Linked DNA regions of Homo sapiens: all the other regions are linked to region 1. Evidence: read pairs that join two places in POLR2A ChIA-PET (ENCODE). Cell type or tissue: GM12878. All regions are shown on one strand. Each heading gives the region's core, and the rest is flanking DNA. Links, peaks and the distances in the headings are about the cores only. Region 1 overlaps AFF1 (ALF transcription elongation factor 1). Region 2 overlaps AFF1 (ALF transcription elongation factor 1). Region 3 overlaps AFF1 (ALF transcription elongation factor 1).

The links. Peaks named below come from ENCODE experiments on the same cell type or tissue, not always from the same donor. Only the 100,000 strongest peaks of a DNase experiment are listed, where the experiment ranks them.
Region 2: POLR2A ChIA-PET joins it to region 1 with 5 read pairs; 21 of 35 experiments call an interaction of 5 or more read pairs at or near these places.
Region 3: POLR2A ChIA-PET joins it to region 1 with 6 read pairs; 22 of 35 experiments call an interaction of 5 or more read pairs at or near these places.

The regions. Positions count from the first base shown.
Region 1 is chr4:86,937,408-86,942,843 of GRCh38, reverse strand. The region is part of intron 1 of AFF1 (ALF transcription elongation factor 1); the gene reads right to left. Among named protein-coding and RNA genes, the nearest start is that of AFF1, 5.1 kb to the right of the region's middle. RefSeq lists an enhancer at 2,292-2,792. In GM12878, for the core only: no CTCF peak of the experiment used is centred there; a DNase peak (open chromatin) is centred at 2,953; H3K4me3 peaks cover 3,090 bases; H3K27ac peaks cover 3,289 bases.
Region 2 is chr4:87,025,656-87,029,655 of GRCh38, reverse strand. The region is part of intron 2 of AFF1 (ALF transcription elongation factor 1); the gene reads right to left. Among named protein-coding and RNA genes, the nearest start is that of AFF1, 93 kb to the right of the region's middle. In GM12878, for the core only: no CTCF peak of the experiment used is centred there; DNase peaks (open chromatin) are centred at 2,365 and 3,713; H3K4me3 peaks cover 303 bases; H3K27ac peaks cover 3,530 bases.
Region 3 is chr4:87,018,148-87,022,147 of GRCh38, reverse strand. The region is part of intron 2 of AFF1 (ALF transcription elongation factor 1); the gene reads right to left. Among named protein-coding and RNA genes, the nearest start is that of AFF1, 85 kb to the right of the region's middle. In GM12878, for the core only: no CTCF peak of the experiment used is centred there; a DNase peak (open chromatin) is centred at 2,027; H3K4me3 peaks cover 882 bases; H3K27ac peaks cover 2,793 bases.

The sequences.
Region 1 (5,436 bases), core at 804-4,803:
CTCTGACTTTTTCTGCTTTGCCTATTTAGCATGTTGTCTTCATGCTTGCCATGGTCCATCTTATGAACGAGAGATCTCATTCATATTCAAGGCACGAAGAGGAGGAGAAGAGGAAGGTGTGGCTTTGCCTGACATATTTGTCTATTTTTGCCAAAAATCTTTACCATCAAAAAACCAGAACTAGGTCACCCAGGTTCTTCTAGCTTTAAAGGAAGCAGGTAAATCAAGATACAAACTGTCACCACTGGCTGAGAACAAACATGATCTATTACCTAAGACTGGACAAATGTAGTCTCTTAGCAATTAAAGTTCTTTTAGTGACAACAAGAACAAACAGGAATGGCTACTGAGTAGGAAAATAGCAGTGCTGGCCACACTTCTATTTTTTCATAGTACTTACTACTTACTATCTGGAGTTAACTTATGCTAAATAAATAAATGTTTATTGCTTATCTGTGACTCACTGCTTATCTGGACAGATGAGTCACCTGATTCTGTGTAACCATAAAGAAGCTAGGAAACACAGAAAAGCACATGGATATTGGTAGAAAATGTCTCTACCTCATTCCCTGTGGGCTGGTAAAATATCGTACAAGGCATTGTCCTCATTTCAGAATTTGGACCCTTACAAAAGTTTCTTGGAACAAACTCAAAGTTTGCCATTTATTCAAAGTAAACCAATTACTTCATCTTATGAGACAATATTTACCATAAAAAAGAAAAAAAGACTGAGAACACAATCTCTTCCTTCAGGAGTAATAATAGCAAACATTTATGTAGCACTTACTATGCTCTGCTCCAAGAACTTGCCAAATCTTAGTACCTTTACTCTGTTCAACTACTCAATAAAGAAGATATTGCTATATTGCTCACTCCAATTTATAAGGAAAAAAAAAAAACGGAGGATTGGAAAGGTGTTCGGAGACAATTTCTCCATGGGTCTGTGGTATTTGTGCATATTTTTACAAGCAGAGGCATCAATTGTCTTTTTGTTTCAGATTATCTTTTTCGAGACAGGGTCTTGCTCTGTTGCCCAGGCTAGAGTACAGTGGCAGGATCTCAGCTCACCACAGCCTAGGTCAAGGCTCAAGCAATCTTCCCACCTCAGTCTCCTGGGTAGCTGGGACCACAGGCATGCAACACCATGCCTGGCTATTTTTTATTTTATTTATTTATTTATTTATTTATTTATGAGACAGAGTCTTGCTCTATTGCCCACGCTGGAGTGCAATGGCACAATCTTGGCTCACTGCAACCTCCACCCCCAAAGCAATTCTCCTGCCTCAGCCTCCCGAGTAGCTAGGATTACAGGCATGTGCTACCACGCCGGCTAATTTTTGTATTTTTAGTAGAGACGGGGTTTCATCACGTTGGCCAGGCTCAACTCGAACTCCTGACTTCCAAGCGATCCACCCGCCTTGGCCTCCCAAAGTGCTGGGATTACAGGCGTGACCCACTGCGGCCGGCCCGCCTGGCTATTTTTTAAAAAAACTTTTGTGGAGACGAGATCTCACTACGTTGCTTAGGCTGGTCTCAAACTCATGAGCTCATGCAATCCTCCCACATCAGCCTACCAAAGTGCTGCGATTACAGGCATGAGGCACTGTACCTGGCTGTTTCAAATTATCTTTAAAGATGTTTGTATGGTGAACAGCCTTGGAAAATTAGGGATAGTCTCCTAGCACTAAGGGCAGCATGTTCACTATGCAGTATAATCAAGATAAAACTCTCCCTTCACAGGTTTTGTTTTGAAACCGAGTCACGTTCTGTCACCCAGGCTGGAGTGCAGTGGCACAATCTCGATCACTGCTCACTGCAACCTCCACCTCCAGGGTTCAAGCGATTCTCCTCCCTCAGCCTCCCAAGTAGCTGGGATTACAGGTGTCCAACACAATACCCGGCTAATTTTTGTATTTTTAGTAGAGACAGGGTTTCACCATGTTGGCTAAGCTGGTCTCAAACTCCTGACCTCAAGTGATCCACCCACCTTAGCCTCCCAAAGTGCTAGAATTAGAGGCATGAGCCACCATGCCCAGCCCCTCCCTTCACAGGTTCTAATGATTAGGGGAAAGAAAAATAAAAAAAAGATAAAATCTCCCTGTGAAGAGCAGACACACTTACTGACAACTATAAAAGATTAGGAAGGCCAGGCACAGTGGCTCACATCTGTAATCCCAGCACTTTGGGAGGCTGAGGCGGGTGGATCATCTGAGGTCAGGAGTTCAAGACTACCCTGGCCAACATGGGTGAAACCCCGTCTCTACTAAAAATACAAAAATTAGCTGGTCGTGGTGGCACATGCCTGTGATCCCAGCTATTCGAGTGGCTGAGGCAGAACTGCTTGAACCTGGGAGGCGAAGGTTGCAGTGAGACAAGATTGCACCACTGCACTCCAGCCTGGGCAACAGAGTGAGACTCTGTCTCATAAAAACTCAGGATTCCCTTCCTGTTAATACAACCCACTGTTTTTGCATGTGTCACTTGGCTCTCTTCCCCTCTTCACATAACCCTTTGGAAAATTGGGGCTTAGGAAACCAGTCTAAGAAAATGTTGATATTCTGGCTACAGCTATCTTGATGAGTGATAAAGTCATTCCTCTGTAACCCAGGGGTCCATGAAACTGTGGCAGGTTAGTTAGCTTGAGAGTAGGGTAAAACCTCAGACTTCACAGGTGCTGTTGCTGTTGTTTAAAGAAGGGGTCTCACTTTGTTGCCCAGGCTAGTCTCAAATTTCCTGGGCTCAAATGATCCTTTCGCCTCTGCCTCCCAAAGTGCTAGAATTACAGGCGTAAGCAGCAGTGCTCGCTCAGCCTTCATAGTTCTTGAAAAAAGTAATTTGCCTAAGGTCTGACAGCTAGTAGGTAGCATATCCAAGATTCAAACCCAAGCTGTCTGACTCAGAAACCTTTTTAAACTCTCTGCTATACCACAGTGGTTCTCAAAGTGTTGTTCCAGAAATAACAGCATCAATATCAGCCACAAACATGTTACACATGCAAATTCTTGGGCATTACCCTAGACCTGCTGCATCAGAAACTCGGGGGACGGGTAAGAGGAGCACACCTGTGTTTTCACAAGCCTTTCAGGAGTACATTATAGGTCTGAGAACTACTGCCAGGCTGCACATATTCACTGTATCTATAAGAAGGAAATGGTATGAGTATGTTCTGACTTACATAGGGATATGCTCTAAAAAATTTATGAACTGAGCTTTCACAAGTTGAATAATAGTTTTCAAGCACTAAGGCAGCTAGTCCGTAAGGCCCTCTATTTAATTTTTAGAAAGGTAAGGATTCTTATCTAGTGCAAATAAACACCACGTGTCTGTTAAATAGGTTTGCATAATTTTTTCCTTTGGAGGCACAAATGTTCAAAATCCTAAATGAAAATACTTGTTTTTATTCCCATAGTGATCAGAAAGAATTACTTACCCAAGGAGAAACACTATTTATATTTTAGAGTCAAGCTGTAATTCTTGAAAAACAGGAAACCACACATCAACATAGCCAACACAGTGTACCATAGTAGAAAGGGCACCAGGCTTTGAGTCACAGAGTCAAGTCACTTAACTTCTTCAACTCAATTTCCTGATTTTAAAATGGAAAATGAATTCCAATTTCAGAGTCACAATTAGGCTTAAATGATTATGCCATGTGAAAGCTGTTGGTAAACAGTGAAGTGCCAATATAAGTTCCACCTGCACAGGCCCTTTCTCTTTCTTGATCATGTTACCATCACAATTTCTCCAATGCTTAGGATACCGTCTGGCTCACAGAAGCTACTCAATACTTACGCGGTATTAGGAATGAATATGAGATACTATATTAATGATGTAATTGATTCCTTCAGGCACTATTTGTCACAATAATCTCAGTCTTTTAATAGGAAAAAGTCACTCTAGCAAGAAATCCTTAGTCATGTTTAAAATGGGCCAGATAATTTAAGAAAATCAGCTGATTTTCTTCCCTTCGGGAATACTACTGAAGTTCTGTCCTAAGGCATACAACAGAAACTCCTATTAGCAACCCTGATGACCTTGGGGTCTCATGGTGTCAAGTCTATAACAATCTGTTGTCCAGATATAAACAATCATGAATAATGGATGTGTACCTACAAAGAGCCACATATTTCACATTTATTTCCATGCTGTGGTAGAATTTTAATAAATGGATTACAGAGTTTATGTAATCTATTTTAAAATCTAAGATCCAAATCAACACTATTAAATAAGCTTCTACTGTGTCTTAAAAAAAGAGACTACTAGAAAGCAACTGCCAATTAAACTTCAGAAACCATTGTTGAATTTATTATTTGAGGAAAATATCACTAATCAAACTCTGTATATTTATGGTAAATACACTTACTTTTTTCCTTTTCTTTTTTTTTTTTTTTTTTGAGACGGAGTCTTGCTCTGTGGCCCAGGCTGGAGTGCAGCAGTGCAATCTCGGCTCACTGCAACCTCCGCCTCCTGGGTTCAAGCGACTTTCCTGCCTTAGCCTCCCGAGGAAGCGTAATTACAGGAGCACGCCATCATGCCCAGCTACTTTTTGTATTTTTAGTAGAGATGGGGTTTCCCCATATTGGTCAGGCTGGTCCAGAACCGCTGACCTCAAGTGATCCGCTCGCCTCAGCCTCCCAAAGTGTTGGGATTACAGGCGTGAGCCACCACACCTGGCCCCAATGAGGTTCCTTAATTTGCACTCTCTCTAACATACTTTCTCAATCTCCCAAAAAATTAGTTAATGGTCTAGAGCCTTGAAATAAAGGAACTTTGGGCCCACAAATTACAGAGTTGAACATAGAACTCCTTCCATCAGCTTTTCAAAAAATATTGAAAACAAGTTTACCCTTTCTAAGCTCAATTTTTTCACCCCTCTTTTCAACTTTCAAGGCAATATGAAACTTCAACTAAACAATCACCTGGCTAAAGTGACTTGTAGGCCAGGCACGGTGGCTTCCACCTGTAATCTCAGCACTTGAGGAGGCAAAAGTGGGAGGACTGCTTGAGCCAGGAGTTCAAGACCCACCTGGGTAACATAGGGAGCCCCCCACCCCCACCCCCACCCCAAGCCATCTCTACCAAAAGATTTTTTAAATTAGCCGGGCATGGTGGCATATGCTTGTAATCCCAGCTATTTGGGAGGCTGAGGAGGGAGGATCCCATGAGCCCAGGAGTTGGAGGTTGCAGTGAGCTATGATCGTGCCACCGCACTCCAGCCTAAGTGACAGAGTGAGAACCTGTCTCAAAAATAAATAAAGTGACTTGTAAAGGTGCCTGATAAATATATATGTATTTTAATTGAATAGTCTCTTCCAAATTTAATCCAAAACCTAATTAAGCAAGTTCTCAGTCAATTAAAAAAGTAACTTTCACCTCAACCAGCTCTGCAAAATTCAGTTAAACCGGAGAGGAAACAGAAGAGACAGCTAGTTTTGA
Region 2 (4,000 bases), core at 1-4,000, 88 kb before region 1:
GCAAAAGGAAACACTAGGAGACACTCTGGGAGTAAGAACTCCCAAGGCACAGGGAGTCCATCCAACTTCCCTGTGCTATCTATTCCAGCAGGCGGGTGTGGTTTTTGGAAAATATGAAGAATTAAGCCAGTGGCTGCTATTAAAGGTCAGAACTTAATGTTCCTCAAATGTCCTGATTCTTCAAAAGTCTGGTGGGAGAATGCACTGCTGGATCTGAATACCTTTACGTACATAAAAAGACATCTGTCAGGCTGACAGTGTAAGGAGGAAACAGGTTGACAGTCTTCATAACGTTAAACCTCTGTCTTCAAATGGAGGTAGAGTGAACCTCTTACATATTCTTATCACCTATTCCTTCCCATTTAAAACCTCTATGCCCCACCTGCACTCAGGGAGACCTTGTTTCCCCTTATAACTCTAGCCTAATCACAGATTCCCAACTATTCTCTTACAATAAAGTAGCTCAGAAACGGCCACAATATTTATATCAAAGTTTACCAAATGCTAGAGGATAACAGAATAAAAAGAAACAGGTAACAGGCATCCAGGTATCTGACAAATTACAACCTGCCCGATTTCAGTCTGGGGCCCCTGGTTATTTACAGACCCACCATTAATTTACCTGGGAGGACACTCACTCACCCCCAGATTTCTCTCATTGTGGCCAAAAGGAAGCCTTTGAGAGCCCTGGCCATGAAATAAAAGACCCCACCTGTGTAGGATGACAGACATCAACTAAGGGCACCTCCTTTGGGGACAATCCGCCTGCCTTCCCACAACTTCAAAAGCATAACACTGGAAGAACACAATCCAATAGTCCTAGCATTTCTCTAATAAATGCACTCCTAGAGTGGCAGGGAATGATTTAGTAATAGTTATATTCTGTCACATGCATTTTACTGTTACCCAAAAATGGGGAGGTCTTAAATGGACATGAGTCTCCACTTTCCTTCAGTGTGAGAAGGGCTGGTTCTAAAAAATTTATCTTTAATTCTCAGCAAGAGACAACCTAGGTGAAGAAAAACGTACCTTAATCCAAGAGCTTTGGTCTGAGACCTCAAGGAATTTAAATAATCTCTACAAAATGAGGTATTATCAAGCACACACAACTCATCCAACAGGTTTTAAAAAATTGAAATGACACCCTGAGAGGAAGAAAAATAAAACAGGTTACGTGTTTGTTTACTCTTCTTCTAATCATCTTCCCAGATACACACCAAAAAATAACCTTAAGAATAGTTCCAAATCTTACTAGGGGTATGAGTTACACAGATGCATGCACTGTCAAAATGGGCCAGTACACTTAAAATTTGTGCCTTTCACTGCATTTTATACCAAAAGAAAAAAAAACGTAAAAAAAAATACTGAACTTTAATGATATACAAGCTATTTACGGGACAGTATACTCTCCCACAACTTATATAAGAAGTATAAAAATACATTAATGGATGGACACAGCAACAAAGAGATGAATATATGGTAATGCAAGTAAAATAAAATGTTAATACAGACTGGGTATCCCTTTATCTGAAATGCTTGGGACCTTAAGTGTTTTGGGTTTCAATTTTTTTTCTTTTTTTTGGATTTTGGAACACTGGCATTTAGCACTACTAATCTTAAAATCTGAAAAATAAAATGCTCCAATAAGCACTTCCTTAGAGTGTCATGTCATCACTCAAAAAGTTTCAGATTTTGTAGCCAGGCCTGGTGGTGCACGCCTGTAATCCCACCTACTTGGGAGGCTGAGGCAGGAGAATCACTTGAACCCCAGGAGGCAGAGGTTGCAATGGGCCACTGCATTGATCACACCACTGCACTCCAGTCTGGGCGACAGTGAGACTCACCTCAAAAAAAAAAAAAAAAAAAAAAAACCCAACAGCAACAACAACAAAAAGTTTCAGATTTTGGAATGTTTAGGATTTTGAATTAGGACTATTTAATATGTACTTATAATCTGAGAATAAGGCTTTTTACTGTGAAATTCATTAAACTTTTCTGAATGTTTGAAAATGTTCATAATGTTAGAAAAAATAACCACAAGAATAAACTATTAAATTTGGTCAAAACACTGTGGTAGGATCGTTGTGTGCCCCACATTTTTCCAACAGACTCTCCTCTCTCCTCTAGGGTATTTACAGGCTTCTGGTTAAATCTCAGATTTTAGCAGAAAGGAGTAATTTGGAAGCACAAATTTATCTATGAAATATTATAGCAAATCTTTGGAAGGAAAGGAACTCAAGAGTGGTCCTAAACTTGTGAGACACATGATTTCATCAGCTGTCAGCAGAACTGAAATAGCAGAAGTGTGCATGTTACATGTGTATCCGTGCATGCACGCCAAGCAAAACTAGAGCACTTACCTAACACCTTCAAATCTTTCTCTGGCTTCTGCTTTTTGCTCTACTGGGAAACTACAAGCAATCTAGTAGAGACACATGCATACATTTGTAGAAGTAAGTTTCAGATTCCCACCTGGGAAGTTTTCAGGGTAATCTCCTTAGCAGCCACTGTGAAGGCTTAATTCACCTTCCCTCATTTCCTCCCCCAGTATTCATTCTTTAAAATATACTTTTCTCTACTTGGGAATTAGGCTGTTTGTAAAGTTTCAGAAAGTTAATCTTCTCTGGTTCTTGTCCTATTTCTTCCTGTACTGATTTAGGGCCTATAAAGAAACCACCGGAATCACATTTCCTTCTTCATATTTCAAAGTGTTTTTCCTGCAAGTGCTTCCCCACAAAATTACCAAGCCAGAAAGCCTTGAGCTTTTAGGAAGGATTGAGTCTATGGTTCTATTTCATCTAGTTTGAGTTACATCTGGTATATAAAATACGAGAGAACCAGATTTTAGAAAAGCATTTTACATAAGTAAATCTGTAATACAATAGGTATTACCTTATATGTACCAATCTCCCTTCGCCCATTATTTCTCCTCTGAGCTAGTTCTAAATGCTGCTGCAATAAACCTCCTCCCTGCAGACATGCTGAGGAACCATGTCATTCGAAATTCTTTCCTTGCTCTTTTAGAAGTCTGGCCTCAGTTCCCTACTAACGGGCCCTCCTCACCTCCAACTTCCCTACCACTTCCTACTACAGAGCAACTGGATGGCCACTCAAGGTCCCCACACAGAGACTGCTGTTTGTCAGTCTCCTGCCACGACTTTGTTGAAACTGAAGGAGGCAGAGAGGAGGCTCAGCAACATGCCACACGATGGAACATTTTGGTTACCATCACAGTAAACGAGTACAGGGAATGGTCTCAGCAGGGCATGGTGGCTCACACCTGTAATCCCAGCAATTTGGGAGGCCGAGGCAGGAGGATCGCTTGAAGTCAAGGGTTCAAAGACCAGCCTGGCCAACATGGCAAAACCCCATCTCTACTAAAAGTACAAAAATTAGCTGGGTGTGCATGGCAAATTTTTAATTTTATTTATTTACCTATTTATTTATTTTGAGACAGAGTTTCACTCTTGTTGCCCAGGCTGGAGTGCAATGGCATGGTGTCAGCTCACTGCAACCTCCACCTCCCGGGTTCAAGCAATTCTCCTGCCTCAGCCTTACAGGCATGCACCACCACGCAAAAAAAAAAAAAAAAAAGCATGGTCTCTGGAGTTAGTGAAGGATTCAGACCTAGGCTCTGCCACTTCCTAACTGTGGTTCTTTGGGTAAATCATTTACTCACTAAACATGGTGGTGAGGGGTAGAGTAAGGCTGTGTAACCCACAGAGCACCCAGGAGTGTCTTGCACATACTGTGTCCTAAGCAAATACAGGTCAAGTAACTGACACCTGGGGCCAGCATGATTTAGGGTCTGATGACAATGTACAGACGCTCTCGGAAACACAAACATCCCCATGCATAGGAACTAGGCGAAACCTGCAGAGCGAGAGTTCTCCACTATTGACACTTGGGGCCAGGTAATTCTTAGGGTGGGGCTGTCCTGTGTATTGCAGGACGTTAGCAGCATCCCTAGCCTCTATCTGAGATGATGGTAGCACACCCC
Region 3 (4,000 bases), core at 1-4,000, 80 kb before region 1:
CCGAAACCTCTGCCTCCCAGGTTCAAGACATTCTCCCACCTCAGTCTCCCAAGTAGCTGGGATTACAGGCACCCGCCACCACGCCTGGCTAATTTTTTTGTATTTTTAGTAGAGATGGAGTTTCACCATGTCAGCTAGGCTGGTCTCAAACTCCTGACCTCAGGTGATCCGCTGGCCTCGGCCTCCCAAAGTGCTGAGATTACAGGCGCGTGCCACTGCGCCCGCCCTAGCATGGCATTTCTAAGCATAAAGATGTGAAAGATTTATCTGTTCCTCTTCAAAATGACAATCTCAAAAATCATAACAGTCTAAAGTAATCCCAACCCCTTTTTCCCCTATGTGTTGACTAAATCACTTATCAAACACACATAAAGAATAAGTCAACAATGTGAAAAAATTTAATGCATAAATAAAAGATTGAAAGGGAACAAAAAGAAAATGTTTAGACAAATTACTGAGATTCAGGAAGACATTTCTCTTTTAATTACAATTAACTTACAATTAGTTTTGTTTTACTGAACTACAAAAAAAGATTCTAAAGAGCCTAAATTACATCTATTATTTCCAAGGCATACTGATTCAATCAAGTCTGCCAGAAAGTGGGATACTATCCACAGAAACAATGATACTGTGAAACACTGCTTCTGCCTAAAGCCAGATGTAAATCACCTATAGAAATATGATTCCACTCTTACAGAGTTACATTAAAAATACATTCATTTATGACAAGAGCAAATGTACATTTTTACTTCTGGATAAACTGAGGCAAACAGGATTTCCCTAATGTCTCCAAGATAAATGAGTGGTGTCTGGTGAGTGACTCAGGAGTCCCTGGCCCTCTACTTTAGCCTTTCCCATTCCATGAAAATCTACAAAGAACACGGTAATCCATTTAAAACTTTAGTACTTCTGAAAAACAGGATGAGGTTTTACAAATTTGTTAGGAAGTCATCCTATTACAAGGCCCCAAGTTGTTTGACAGAAGACTCAGAAAAATTACATGAGAAAACAGCCACAAAAATTCTGAGAGTGCACCTCAGAAGGGTAAAGAAGGGCAATCAGCCCGATCATATATTAAAACGCATACAAAGGTACAGTGAATTTGATGATGGCGCTTAAATATAGAGAACAGAATGGTGAGTCTTGGGGAAGAGAGGAAGGGTTCAGAAATCTTCCATCACTCCTTAAACCAAAATAAAATCCGCATGCAGAATATATTAAAAGATACACATCTTTTTAAGAAATATCACCTATACTCAAAGAAACCTTCTGGAAGAATACATTAAAAACTAATATTGCCAAACAGGACAATTTGAAAAGACGACGTTAACAATGATGACTACCTGTGCATCAAAAACATGGCATTACTGGGCATGGTAATCCCGCCTGTAATCCCAGCATTTTGAGAGGCTGAGGCAGGCGGATCATGAGGTCAGGAGACTGAGAACATCCTGGCTAACACAGTGAAACCCTGTCTCCACTAAAAATACAAAAAATTAGCCGGACATGTTGGCACGTGCCTGTAGTCCCAGCTACTCAGGAGGCTGAGGCAGGAGAATCCCTTGAACCCAGGAGGTGGAGGTTACAGTGAGCCGAAATTGCGCCACTGCACTCCAGCCTGGGCAACAGAGCAAGACTCCATCTGAAACAAAACAAAACAAAACAAAAACATGGCATCAACATTTGCAAAGAAACTTAAGATAGCAGTGTACTCATATGAGGCTTTTATTCATCTCTTAGTCCATGGCAGATCAAACAGACAAAATAAGAATACAGAAATAAGATACAAAACCACATTTATCTCTGGACTCTGAAAATAAAGCAAATACGTTCTTTCTTACATGGTCGTGAAACATTCATAAAAGCAATCATTATGCCACAAAGGTCTATAACTCAATACATTCATTTGAAAATAACTGTGAAGAGAAGTACAAAAGAGATGAGGTGATAATGAATGCAGATCTTTGAAGCAACTTTATGTAATTAAATATAGCTGTGATACACAAAGGACAAAAACTTTCAGTTCCTACAGTAGTTTATTGTGATCACATTTTTTCAAGAAGCCACAGAATCCCTTGAGAAAAAGGTGCTGTTTTCAAAAAATTCTGTGTTTTTCCTCTGCTCTCACACAACAATCGTCAACACAGAAGACTTCTGTGATCAAACGTGGGAGGAGGAGATTTTCCTACTATCTACACAACTACCTGGAGATGGAGTCAGATCCCACAGGTTGAGGGCTCAGTCCCCAAGACTGCCCCCCCCCGACCCCTTCAGACACCAGTCACAGGTCTGGACCTCCAGAACTTCTGATAGACTGGTTTCAAGTTGGGATCCCACGGTTTCAATTAATTTGCTGGAGTGGCTCACAGAACTCAAGGAAACACCTACTTAACGTTTAACGGTTTATTGTAAAGGACATTACAAAGCACACAGATGAAGAGATGTGTAAGGTGAGATATGGGGGAAGGGGCGTGGTGCTTCCATGCCCTCCCTGGGCACACCACTCTCCCTAAACCTCCACATGCTCAGCTATCCAGAAGCTCTCTGGAGACCCAGTCCTCTTGGGCCTTTTATGAAGACTTCATAGTGTAGGCAAGATTGACAACCATGTAGAAATGTGACTGGACAAAAAGGGTATGATCTAAATCAACCAACACCCTTCAGTTCAGATTTTTCTTGGCCTCTCTGTACAGCATTCCTTCCTCCAGAGTATGGGGCAGGAACTCTCTGGAATAAAAGTCTTTAGACTTACAATTAGATTAGAGTCCTGCCTTGGGCAAGTGAAAGGAAGATAAGAGAAGGTCACAGAGAGATTCTGTCTCCTGAGGCCTAAAGTGCCCCACCATTATAACAAAAGACTAACAAGGACTGTGGGAGTTATGGGCCAGGAACCATGGACGAAAACCAATATATAATCATAATATCACTGGTACTTAAACCATCTGCTACTTCCTAAACTATCCAAGGCAGAAGATTATTTCCTATTGCTAAATATATAAAAAAGAACACCACTTCTGTGTTTTCCTTCATGGGCTTTGCTATTTATCTCTTCAAGATCTATTTTTGGCAGAGATAGAGACCATCTTTCACCCCACTTCCCATAACAGTCCTTCACACATACAAAAGGTTGTTTTGTAAATTAACCTTTATATTTAATAGCCAGGTGGAATGCCCTCCTTACTGTCTAAATCTTCACTTCCTTATAACTGTACCTCACTGACCTGGGGGCCTTTCTAAATTCTACCACATCCCTTATTTGATGGCTCCCAAAGAAAAATGTCCTCTCGAATTTCTTTTCAACACTTGTTTAATGTGTTTACATTTATGTGCCAATTAAGCCTAAGTTTTAGAAACTATAGTCTCTATTTTAAAGTTCATAGCTAGGTTGTTATGGTACTCACTTTGCCTTTATTAAAATAAATTAAAAACAGGGCTAAGTTTTGGTAGAACTACAAACCACTAAAACAATCAAATTTTTATTTCAAGAAACTGCCACATGACGGTCATTTCCTAACATTTTTATCCCTGTTTAAAAATGCCATCCTTGGAGGTTGCAGTGAGCCATGATGGTGCCACTGCACTCCAGCGTGGCCAACACAGCAAAATTCTGTCTCAAAAAAAGCCATCCTTCTCACCACCATCACCACTTACTTCCATGTACATTCTAGAAGGACAATTACCTTTCTCTGTGTCATGGCTTGCTCTTTCTCTGCCTCAGGTAACCCTCCTCAGAGGTTCTCCTGGCCCCACACCAAGACCAATTCCCCACCCCCTATTATTCCCTCACAGTATCCTGTTTTTTGCCACTGTGTTTCCACAATTTGCACTTGTTTTATTTGTCAGTTTGTTTGCTTATTTCTGTCTCTCCCACCAAACTATGAGCTCCTTGTAGGGAGGGAGACAGTGTATTTATCTAAACCAACTCAGAGCCCTGCACACACCAATGGTTGGCTCTTAGTGAACAATGAAGTACTCAATACATTTACAGATAACATGAAAA